2 separate regions of the Homo sapiens genome follow, and region 1 is linked to region 2. Evidence: chromatin contacts called from ENCODE Hi-C or POLR2A ChIA-PET data. All regions are on one chromosome and are shown on one strand. The core of a region is the stretch at or near the end of the contact, and the rest is flanking DNA. Distances in the headings are between cores, read along the strand shown. Region 1 holds the start of PSMB5 (proteasome 20S subunit beta 5). Region 2 holds the start of MRPL52 (mitochondrial ribosomal protein L52).

Region 1 (5,770 bases), core at 2,626-5,125, 210 kb before region 2:
ACAAAGCCATCCTGGACCTACAGCCTCTTTCCAATCTATATTGACTCCCTCGCCCACCTCTGAACCACAGCATTTATCATTTGTACTTCTCCTTAATGAGGTCCCCAGGAATAGGGACCCTGGAGCAGAGAACGCATGTGAGGTAAGTTGGGAATGGATTATGGAAGGCCTTGAATGCTATGCTGAGGAGCTTGAATTCACAAAACTTTTTTTTTTTTTTTTTTTTTTTTGAGACGGAGTCTCACTCTGTCGCCCAGACTGGAGTGCAGTGGCACAATCTCTGCTCACTGTAACCTCTGCCTCCCGGGTTCAAGCAATTCTCCTGCCTCAGCCTCTAGAGTAGCTAGGACTACAGGCGGTGCCACTACGCCTGGCTAATTTTCTGTATTTTTAGTAGTGACAGGGTTTCACCGTGTTAGTCAGGATGATCTTGATTTCCTGACCTCGTGATCCGCCCACCTCGGCCTCCCAAAGTGCTGGGATTACAGGCGTGAGCCACCGCGCCTGGCCCACAGAACATTTTTAAGCAGGTGAGTGTTAAGATCGAGATGATGTTTTAGGCTGGGCGCAGCGGCTCACGCCTGTAATCCCAGCACTTTGGGAGGCTGTGGCGGGCAGATCACCTGAGGTCAGGAGTTCAAGACCAGCCCGCCCAACATGGCAAAATCTTGTCTCTACTAAAAATAGAAGAAAAAAAATTAACTGGGCCTGGTGGCGCACGCCTGTAATCCCAGCTACTCGGGAGGCTGACGCAGGAGAATTGCTTGAACCTGGGAGGCAGAGGTTGCAGTGAGCAGAGATCGTGCCACTGCACTCCAGCCTGGGCGACAATAGCAAAACTCAATTAAAAAAAAAAATGGTGTTTTAGGAAAACGAATCTGATGCTGTGCAGAATGAATTAGAGAGTGACAATTTAGACCCATAAATCAGTTAGGAGAAGGCCAGGCATGGTGGTTCACACCTGTAATCCCAGCACTTTGGAAGACTGAGGCAGACAGATCGTCTGAGGTTGGGAGTTCAAGACCAGCCTGGCCAATATGGCAAAATCCCATCTCTACTTAAAATACAAAAAAAAAAAAAATTATCCAGGCAATTCATCCTGGCTAACATGGTGAAACCCCATCTCTACTAAAAAATACAAAAAAAAACAAAAATTAGCGGGCATGGTGGCGGGCGCCTGTAGTCCTAGTTACTCGGGAGGCTGAGGCAGGAGAATGGCGTGAACCCGGGAGGCGGAGCTTGCAGTGAGCCAAGATTGTGCCACTGCACTCCAGCCTGGGTGACAGAGCGAGACTCCGTCTCAAAAAAAAAAAAAATTATCCAGGTATGGTGGCACACACCTGTAGTTCCAGCTACTTGGGAGGCTACGGCAGGAGAATCACTTGAATCCAGGAGGTAGAGGTTGCAGTGAGCCAATATTGCGCCACTGCACTCCAGCCTGGGCGACAGAGCGAGACTCCATCTCAAAAAAATAAAATAAAATAAGGAGAATATTTCAGCAATTCCAGAATGAGGACATAAGAAGCCAAAGGTGGTATCAGTTGTAATGAAAAAGAATGTGAGAAACACTGAAGTGGAAATAATCAACAGGACCATGCAACTAACTGGATATGAAGGAAAGAAAAAAGCTGTAAAAGATAAGCAAGGACTTCAAGCCTTTTTGACTAGAAGACCACTGCTGTCATTCTTTCAGGTGTTCATTTGGCAAATATGTATTAAGCATACAGTGGGTACAGAAATGAATAGTAAGTACTTGTATTTAAAAGCTCACAATCCGGTAGGAGATAAATGTAATTTCTAACCAGGTAAAATGTAAAAGGGCCTTAAGAGAGGTACACATGCTATCAGTGGCAGAGTGAAAAACCACTGGAAGGAGGCAGAAAGACTAGTTGCACTGCAGGGGTGACTGCAAAATAATATATGCTCAGTAAACAGACGCACTCCGCATTTTCCACATCATCCAAGTGTGAAACACAAAGATCTCCTGTTTAATTCTATTCTGATGATTGGGCTTGGAAAGGGTTGCCAATTTCAGCATTAAAAATACAGCATAGGCCAGGCGCAGTGGTTCACACCTGTAATCCCAGCACTTTGGGAGGCCGGGGCAAGCGGATCACCTGAGGTCAAGAGTTTGAGACCAGCGTGGCCAATATGGTGAAACCCCATCTCTACTAAAAATACAAAAATTAGCCAGGCGTGAGGCCGGGCACGGTGGCTCATGCCTGTAATCCCAGCACTTTGGGAGGCCGAGGTGGGTGGATCACGAGGTCAGGAGATCAAGACCATCCTGGCTAACAAGCGGATCACCTGAGGTCAAGAGTTTGAGACCAGCGTGGCCAATATGGTGAAACCCCATCTCTACTAAAAATACAAAAATTAGCCAGGCGTGAGGCCGGGCACGGTGGCTCATGCCTGTAATCCCAGCACTTTGGGAGGCCGAGGTGGGTGGATCACGAGGTCAGGAGATCAAGACCATCCTGGCTAACACGGTGAAACCCCGTCTCTACTAAACACACACACACACACACACACACACACACACACACACACACACACAAATTAGCCTGTTGTGGAGGCAGGCGCCTGTAATCCCAGCTACTCGGGAGGCTGAGGCAGGAGAATCGCTTGAACCTGGGAAGCAGAGGTTGCAGTGAGCAGAGATCGTGCCACTGTGTTCCAGCCTGGGGGACACAGCAAGACTTGGTCTCAAAAAACAAACAAACAAACAAACAAAAACAATACAGCATATGCAGAGTCTGCTGGGGGAAAGATGGGGCCGAACTGGGCATCAGAGGAAAGTGGAATTTCGGTGTTGATAGATGTTGCTGCTAGAATCCAACAAGGAAGGCCAGAGACTGACTTCATAGAACCATAAAGCAGGAGGCAACATTTCATACATATGCACACTTCCCGGTTTGTTATAGTTCCCAAAAGATTTGAAAAATGAAGGTGGGTGGAGGGAGGAAGAGGCAATGAAATATAGTATGTTCCTGAATAAAAGGCATCATCTTAGCAAGTTGAAGTTAGAGAATCTCTTGGTACATATTTATGCAGTCTCAACCGTCCTCCCGTCTCTGAGATGGTAAATTACTACTGACACTTATTCAGGTCTGAACTGAGAATCTAGTTTGTGGATTAACTGGACCCTTTGCTTTTTCTTCTTCCATCTGCCTTTTAGGCAATTCATTACTTATTCGAATTTCCACCAGAAGGTAGGAGTCAAGAGAACGAATATTGGATATTAATAACCGGTTACTGTTAAAGAAGGGTTGCTGTATGGCGACTGACAACAAGAGGTATAGCACTTTTATTTTGTTGCGTTGTTTTACCACTAATTGCTGTGGTTTAACTAATATAGGGAAATGGCCTCAGAATGGATCATTATTTTACCCAATTTTAGAAGGTGCCCTTAAACAAGATGGCAACCTCAGGCGCGTTAACAAGGTGCTGAAGCAGCAGCGATGTAACCTGTTGCTTGGACACCAGGCTGGAGTGGGAGGACTCACCGCTAAGGGTTCAGAACCGATTTTCAACCAGTCACGCCCTTCTCAAAGATGGCCGACCTCACTTCCCTTACGCAACATGGACGTTTTCAGTCACTTCCTGTGATTTTGAGGTTATTCTGATCCAGGACTACTTGCATGACCAAAGCCAAGATGGCAGGTACGTCCTTTTAGAATTTAAGGTTAGTGAAGCCATCTATTTCCCCGACCCCCTTCAGTGAAAATGGTCTTTCGCATCTGGCTCTTCTTTTTGGAGGCGTGCTTGCCAGCAGTCAAAATGGCTCCATTCCGGAATAGATTTAATAGGAAGTGAAGCTGTGACGGCGAGGCGTTGCCCGGCCTATCTTTGCTAGGCGTTCTCAGAATTAGTTCTTTCTGCCCACACTAGACATGGCGCTTGCCAGCGTGTTGGAGAGACCGCTACCGGTGAACCAGCGCGGGTTTTTCGGACTTGGGGGTCGTGCAGATCTGCTGGATCTAGGTCCAGGGAGTCTCAGTGATGGTCTGAGCCTGGCCGCGCCAGGCTGGGGTGTCCCAGAAGAGCCAGGAATCGAAATGCTTCATGGAACAACCACCCTGGCCTTCAAGGTGTGGAGCCAGCCCCCTTGCCAGGCTGAGTACTGAACGCCCGCGACTTGCCTGGCCTCCCAGCCTGACCGGAGTTTGCGGTGGCCTTGGCCACCAACCCAGGCGGAGGCTGGGTCCTCTCGTTCGGACCGCAGCAGTTTTGCTGTCTCATTGGCCCAGGAGGCCCCTGTCTTTGCTCTGGTTGGAAAGGGTGGCGGTGGGGCCGGGGGTAAGTCGGGGGAGGAAGGTGAGGCCTCTTGGGTTGATTCCTAGGCGACCCCAGGTTGCTGCTGTTCAGGATCTTCTAGCTGGGAAAGGCCGCAACAACAATGAATCTTGGCCGAGGGAAGGCTATTGTAAACGTTTACCAAAGTTTTGGAAACTGGGCGGCCCCTCAAGGCAGGGGTAACTGAAACTGGCATGAAGGGGAAGCGTGGTGAGGGTAAGCATTGTACTAAGAATCAGACATTTGGGGTTCCTTGCCCAGCTCTGCAATAACTAGCTCTAGATTGAGAAATCATTTGATTTCATTGAACCTGTTTCCTCATCTATAAAATGATTTGTTTTTTTTTTTTTTTTGAAACAGGGCTTTTCGCTGTCGCTCAGGCTGGAGTGCAGTGGCTCCAGCGCCTCAGCCTCCAGAGTAGCTGACACTATAGGCACACACCACCACGACAGGCTAAGTTTTTTTACTTTTTGTAGAGATGGATCTCCCTGTGTTGCCCAGGCTGGTCTCCAGCACCTGGCCTCAAGCGGTCCTCCCGCCTTGGTCTCCCAAAATGCCTGGGTTACAGGAGTGAGCCACCACGCCCATCCTATAAAATGAATTTAATATGGGTTATATCCATGTCAAGGGATTGATGTGAAGCTCGGGTGACATTAATATATGGTGAAGTATAGAAGTATACTGTGAAGTATAAAAGGACGGAGAAAGAGATGTGCTGGGTTTGGATTGATGCAAAAAGAAGTATGTAGGAGTGTTTTTGTGGTCTTATGTGGCCTGTTTTGTGTTTTCCTCTGATCTTAACAGTTCCGCCATGGAGTCATAGTTGCAGCTGACTCCAGGGCTACAGCGGGTGCTTACATTGCCTCCCAGACGGTGAAGAAGGTGATAGAGATCAACCCATACCTGCTAGGCACCATGGCTGGGGGCGCAGCGGATTGCAGCTTCTGGGAACGGCTGTTGGCTCGGCAATGTCGAATCTATGAGCTTCGAAATAAGGAACGCATCTCTGTAGCAGCTGCCTCCAAACTGCTTGCCAACATGGTGTATCAGTACAAAGGCATGGGGCTGTCCATGGGCACCATGATCTGTGGCTGGGATAAGAGAGGCCCTGGTGAGTTAAGCTGCAACCACATGATCCTTGGGCTGACACTACAGTGAGGAGGGGTTGGATGGACAGATGAATTAAAGGGCTTGGTGTCAATGCTGAAGAAGTGTAATTAGGTCCTTAGCCCTTCCTTCTCTCTTTTTTTTTTTCCTGTTTTTTTAGACTGTGTCTCATTCTGTCGCTCAGGCTGGAGTGCAGTGGCATGATCTCAGCTCACTGCAGCCTCCGCCCCCAGGTTCAGGAATTCAAGACCAGCCTGGCCAACATGGCGAAACCCCATCTCTACTAAAAATACAAAAATTAGCCCGGCGTGGTGGCGGGCGCCTGTAATACCAGCTGCTCAGGAGGCTGAGGCATGAGAATTGCTTG
Region 2 (5,406 bases), core at 2,806-5,305:
GCTATTAAAACCTTTGGCTGGGGCCAGGCATGGTGGCCCACACCTGTAATCCCAGCACTTTGGGAGGCTGAGGCAGGCGGATCACCTGAGGTGGGGAGTTCAAGACCAGTCTGACCAACATAGAAAAACCCTGTCTCTACTAAAAATACAAAGTTAGCTGGGTGTGGTGGCACACGTGTGTAATCCCAGCTACTCAGGAGGCTGAGGCTGGAGAATCGCTTGAACCCGGGAGTAGGTTGAAGTGAGCTGAGATAGCGCCATTGCACTCCAGCCTGGGCATCAAGAGCGAAACTCCGTCTCACAAAAAACAAAAACAAAAACAAAAAAAACCTTTGGCTGTTATTAATAAAACCTCTGTATGAGGGGTACATGTTTGCTTAGGTGCAACACAGCTCAAGACAAATTATGATTTAAATGTTCTCCTTCCAGGTAGCCCTGGCTGTTGCTCTAACCACTCACTGCAAACGTCTCCCTTTCAGCTTTTCTTCGAAGCTGGCCTTTCATTGGGGGAGCAGGGCGGCCATCTACAAGTAGAAGTGAGAGAAAAGTCAAGTGTTAGAGATGGACTGCATCACCTTGTGCAAATACTGTGATAGGAATAAGGGAAGAACCAATCTCTAGCTCCTCTCTTCCATTTCATATACATTGTAGCTTAATTATCCTAAAATATGTCCATCATCTTCAAGGGTGAGGTACGATAACCCAGAATAAGCTCCTAGACATATTACTACTCTATTTCATTTTATTTCATTTATTTATTATTTTTTGAGACAGTCTCGCTCTGTTGCCAGGTAGGAGTGCAGTGGTGCAATCTCAGCTCACTGCAACCTCTGCCTCCCGGGTTCAAGAGATTATCCTGCCTCAGACTCCCGAGTAGCTGGGACTACAAACACGTGCCACCATCCCTGGCTAATTTTTGTATTTTTAGTAGAGACGGGATTTCACCAAGTTGGCCAGGATAGTCTCGATCTCTTGACCTCGTGATCCACCTGCCTCGGCCTCCCAAAGTGCTGGGATTACAAGCATGAGCCACCGTGCTCGGCCTTTTTTATTTTTTATTTTGAGACAGACTTTTGCTCTTGTTGCCCAGGCTGGAGTGCAATGGCATGATCTCAGCTCACCGCAACTTCCGCCTCCCAGGTTCAAGCAATTCTCCTGCCTCAGCCTCCCGAGTAACTGGGATTACAGGTGCGCACCACCACACCCGGCTAATTTACTACTCTATTTCACTGAACTCTCACTAGCCTTGTATTTGAGGTCCTCTGCAATGCTGAATCTACTGTTTTGTCTTCAGAAACTCTTGGCCAGGCGTGGTGGCTCACACCTGTGATCCCAGCACTTTGGGAGGCTGAGGCAGGCGGATCACGAGGTCAGGAGATTGAGACCATCCTGGCTAACACGGTGAAACCCTGTCTCTACTAAAAATACAAAAAATTAGCCGGGCGTGGTGGTGGGCGCCTGTAGTCTCAACTACTAGGGAGGCTGAGGCATGAGAATGGCCTGAACCCGGGAGGCTGAGCTTGCAGTGAGCCAAGATCGCACCACTGCACTCCAGCCTGGGCGACAGAGCCTGACTCCATCTCAAAAAAAACAAAAAACAAAAAAAACCAGAAACTCTTAAGCAATGTGATCACTGTTGTTCTATGTACCTTTGCTAAATTCCATCCCACTCCACAATGAAATGCCCTCTTTTCCTTTTCTTCCAGCCAAATCTTCATCCTTAGGTCCACTCAAACCCTAACTTTCCCAGAAACGCTCATCTCTTCAAGTCCATCAGCCTTCTCTTCTGAAAGAAGTACTGAATATTTAATATTCACCTATTTGCCTTGGGACATTTACTGTACTCTTCTGTTTTATTTTTTTAAGTGTTATTTAGCTACCTCAGGTCCTTTTGGAAAGGCGCAGAGTATTGAAATATTATTTATTATTATTTTTGAGACAAGGTCTCGCTCCGTCGCCCAGGCTGGAGTGCAATGGCATGATCTCAGATTATTACAACCTCTGCCTCCTGGGCTTAAGCGATTCTCCTGCCTCAGCCTCCCGAGTATCTGGAACTGTAGATGCATGGCCCTGAATACTATTACTTAATTTTTAAAAAGTCCATGCTTTGTCCCAGTTAGACTTTAAGTTCTTTGGGTCAGGGACTGTGTTGCTAGCTTTTGCTATTCACAGTATAGTGTAGACACATAAGCATGTTAATAAAAATCCATAAATACCTGCTGACTTGCTGAAAAGATGCAGTATCTAACCCAAGTAGTTTACTTTCCGCAAAGAAAGAAACAGAGTGAAAACTCTGCCCAAAAGTTTGAAGGCAAGACAGAGAAGAGGTGTTATTTACCAGGAAGGGGAACCAATATTGTGTATGCCACATGCTTTACATTGGTTGTTTCATTTTATCCTTAAAAGAACCACATGAGATAGGTATTCTTTTACAGATATGGAAACTGAGACTAAGATAAAATTAAGTAATTTGTCCAAGACCACAAACTTAGCGAGAAGGGAAGCCTGGATTAAGAATAAGGTCCATAGGCTGGGCGTGGTGGCTCATGCCTGTAATCCCAGCACTTTGGGAGGCTGAAGTGGATCACTTGAGCTAAGGAGTACAAGACCAGCTTGGGCAACATAGCAAGAGCCTGTCTCTACTAAAAGTTAAAAAAAAAAATTAGCCAGGAATGGTGGTGTGTGCCTGTGGTCCCACCTACTTGGGGGGCTGAGGTGGGAGGACTGCTTGAGCCCAGGAGATCAAGGCTGCAGTGAGCGATGATCATGCCACTGCACTTCAGCCTGGGTGACAGGGCAAGACCCCATCTCAAAAAAAAAAAAAAAAAAAAAAAAGCAGTCATATGTAATTCCAGAGTCTTTCCAATAGTCCATACTACTACAAGGAGATGCCAGGCTTCTTACAGTAAATAACAAGTAGAAAAAATCTTCACCATCTTCCTCAGTCACCAATTATCCAATTAAGCAGGATCATACCCCTAGAGAGCAACAATAGGGTATTAAATATTCAGATCTCTGTGTTGTCAAGGAGGACTGGCCTATGTTCTAGTCCTGGATTTGCTACTACCTAGCTGTATGATCATGTGCAATTCACTTCTGTAGGCCTCAAATTTCCTACTTGTACACTGGAGTCTCATAAGGAGAATGGGGAGTAGCTTCAACTTCTCTAAGGTTCTCCCTTCTAGGGCTAATATTTATTCTCCCTCCCTCTCTCTTTTGTAAGTAAAGGTAAAAGAATTTTCTGAAGGGAGCCTGCCATCCATAGTCTTCATCCTTCTACCCCTCTGAGACGCTTATTTCTGCAGCTTTTCAAAGAGCTCTCCCTGCATTTGGTACCAAATACTGAAAATTCACTAACCACAGAGAAAAGTGGTTCTTGGTTAAAAAAAAATGTCCCCCTTTGAAAAACGCAGAAGTCTTGTCACCCCCTTCCACCCTGGCGGCCCCAAGTCAGAATTATCTTCTGCTTATCTCCACAAGCCAAGATCCTGTTTAGCTTTACCTTCCTTAGTCGAAATGCAATCTACAAAATAAACAAGAGGGTTTCTTTCCCCAAATTCCGTTTTCCAAATAAAAAGTTAAACACTTTTACACGCCCCCACCTTGATACCCCCAGCTCCCCGTCCAGGGGCGTTCCCTCTAGGTGAAAATCTCCCCAGTGGAGTTAACTGCCAGATCAGCGCTTACCCGCATATGACCAGTCTGGGAGCTCGGTAAGGGGCCCGTAGCCGGAGGGGTTGGCAGCCAGTCCCTGCCTGTGTGGAGAAAAACAGATCTGTGAGGACCTAGCCCAGCTTCTGGTCCCCCAGGTGCCCTCATCCCAGGACTCACTGTAGTCGCCACTGGCCGCCCGCCCAAGCGGCTACGCTGCAGTGCAGCCTCCGGACACCTGCTGGGAGAACAGAGCAGAGTTGGGGGAGAGGCCGCGCAGCCGGATCAGGGGTCCTGTGCCCGTCCCCAAAGGGCCCCCGAGTCCACGGTCCCTATCTATACCCACTCACTGAAGAGAACAGTCCCTAAAGCAGCCATGCTGAGCAGGAGTAGCCGGGGTAGCCGGAAGTAGGCGTGGCCTCGGTGGCCACGCGCGACGCTATCGGGGAAGCAGGAAGTCGCCATCTTGAATCTGGGTTTTCAATCACGGCTCCGCCATCTTGGGTCATCGTACGGAAGGAGAGACAAAACTGCAGTACAGGTTTTTGAGGTGAAAACGAATTGTCGTTCAGCGCATGCATTCTCAGTGGAAGTCGTGTCCTCCCAGATTAAGCCGTTCTGAACAGTTCCCACAACCTCCCTACAGCGGTCTCTAGTTCATTGAAATTGATATTAATAGTAACTTTGATCTCAGGGGTAACATCCACGTCATTCTACAGATCCTCGCATCACTGTAACACAGTTTTCCTAGACTAAGAAAAGTAATCAAATCTAGAGTTAATCGGAAATTGGGCCAGCCTGGGCAACATGGCGAAACTCCCTCTCTACAAAAAAATGAAAAATTAGCTGGGTGTGGTGGCGCATGCCTGTGGTCCCAGCTACTTGGGAGGCTGAGGTGGGAGGATGGCTTGAGCCTGGGAGGCCGAAGGCTGCAGTAAGCAGAGATCATGCCACTGCACTCCAGTCTGGGTAACAGAGCGAGACCTTGTCTCAAAAAAAATTCTGTGTGATAAGTGCTGTATTAGGCGTAGATTTTATGGAGAACAAAACCAGACATCAATATCCTGATAGAGCTCTCGGTATAAAAGAAACAAGACAGGCCAGGTGCAGTGGCTCACACTTGTAATCCCAGCACTTTGGGAGGCTGAGGCTGGCGGATCACCTGAGGTTGGGAGTTCGAGACCAGCCTGACCAACATGGAGAAACCCTGTCTCTACTAAAAATACAAAATTAGCCAGGCATGGTGGCACATGCCTGTAATCCCAGCTACTCGGGAGGCTGAGGCAGGAGAATTGCTTGAACCCGGGAGGCAGAGGTTGTGGTGATCCAAGATTGCGCCATTGTACTCCAGTCTGGGCAAGAAGAGTGAAACTCCAACTAAAAAAAAAAAAACAGACAATCAAATGATGACATACATGAATATTGTCATTGAGTGCTGGGAAAGGAAATACATGTTGTTTGTGAGTTTATAGTGTGAACTTGATCTACAGTAGACCATCAAAGATGACTTTCCTGAGAAAGGGGTATTGTATTGGAGCTAAGATGTGACATTCCATTTTTATAAGTGCTACCACCGCACATTGCTTAATATTATCCTTGCAACAACCCTGTGAGGTAGGTACTAGAAAGTGGCAAACCCTGATTGGCGACTCCCCTCCTTTTATCACTTGCTATTCAGTACTGTCTTGGAGAAGTCATTTATCCTTCATTTTTTAATTTTAAAAATGCTTAATATGTTACATTTGTGAAAACGAT

The links. Hi-C counts contacts between places; a loop is a spot of excess contacts on that map. ChIA-PET counts read pairs that join two places held with the same protein, here RNA polymerase II (POLR2A). Pooled maps may share reads with other maps.
Region 1: a loop to region 2 is called in a pooled map, with 16 times the contacts of the local background. The contact joins the promoter of PSMB5 here to the promoter of MRPL52 in region 2. A Hi-C loop is called at or near these places in 10 of 50 pooled maps. POLR2A ChIA-PET finds 5 or more read pairs at or near these places in 2 of 52 experiments (PC-9 and WTC11).

Annotation. Positions count from the first base shown.
Region 1 is chr14:23,033,005-23,038,774 of GRCh38, reverse strand. PSMB5 (proteasome 20S subunit beta 5) reads left to right here and starts at 3,875. Exons shown (of 3, transcript NM_002797.5): 1 at 3,875-4,091; 2 at 5,101-5,407. The coding sequence starts at 3,894. RefSeq lists enhancers at 3,401-3,695, 3,480-4,149, 2,950-4,149.
Region 2 is chr14:22,828,536-22,833,941 of GRCh38, reverse strand. MRPL52 (mitochondrial ribosomal protein L52) reads right to left here and starts at 4,055. Exons shown (of 5, transcript NM_180982.3): 1 at 4,002-4,055; 2 at 3,832-3,889; 3 at 3,688-3,755; 4 at 460-524. The coding sequence starts at 4,029. RefSeq lists an enhancer at 4,072-4,151.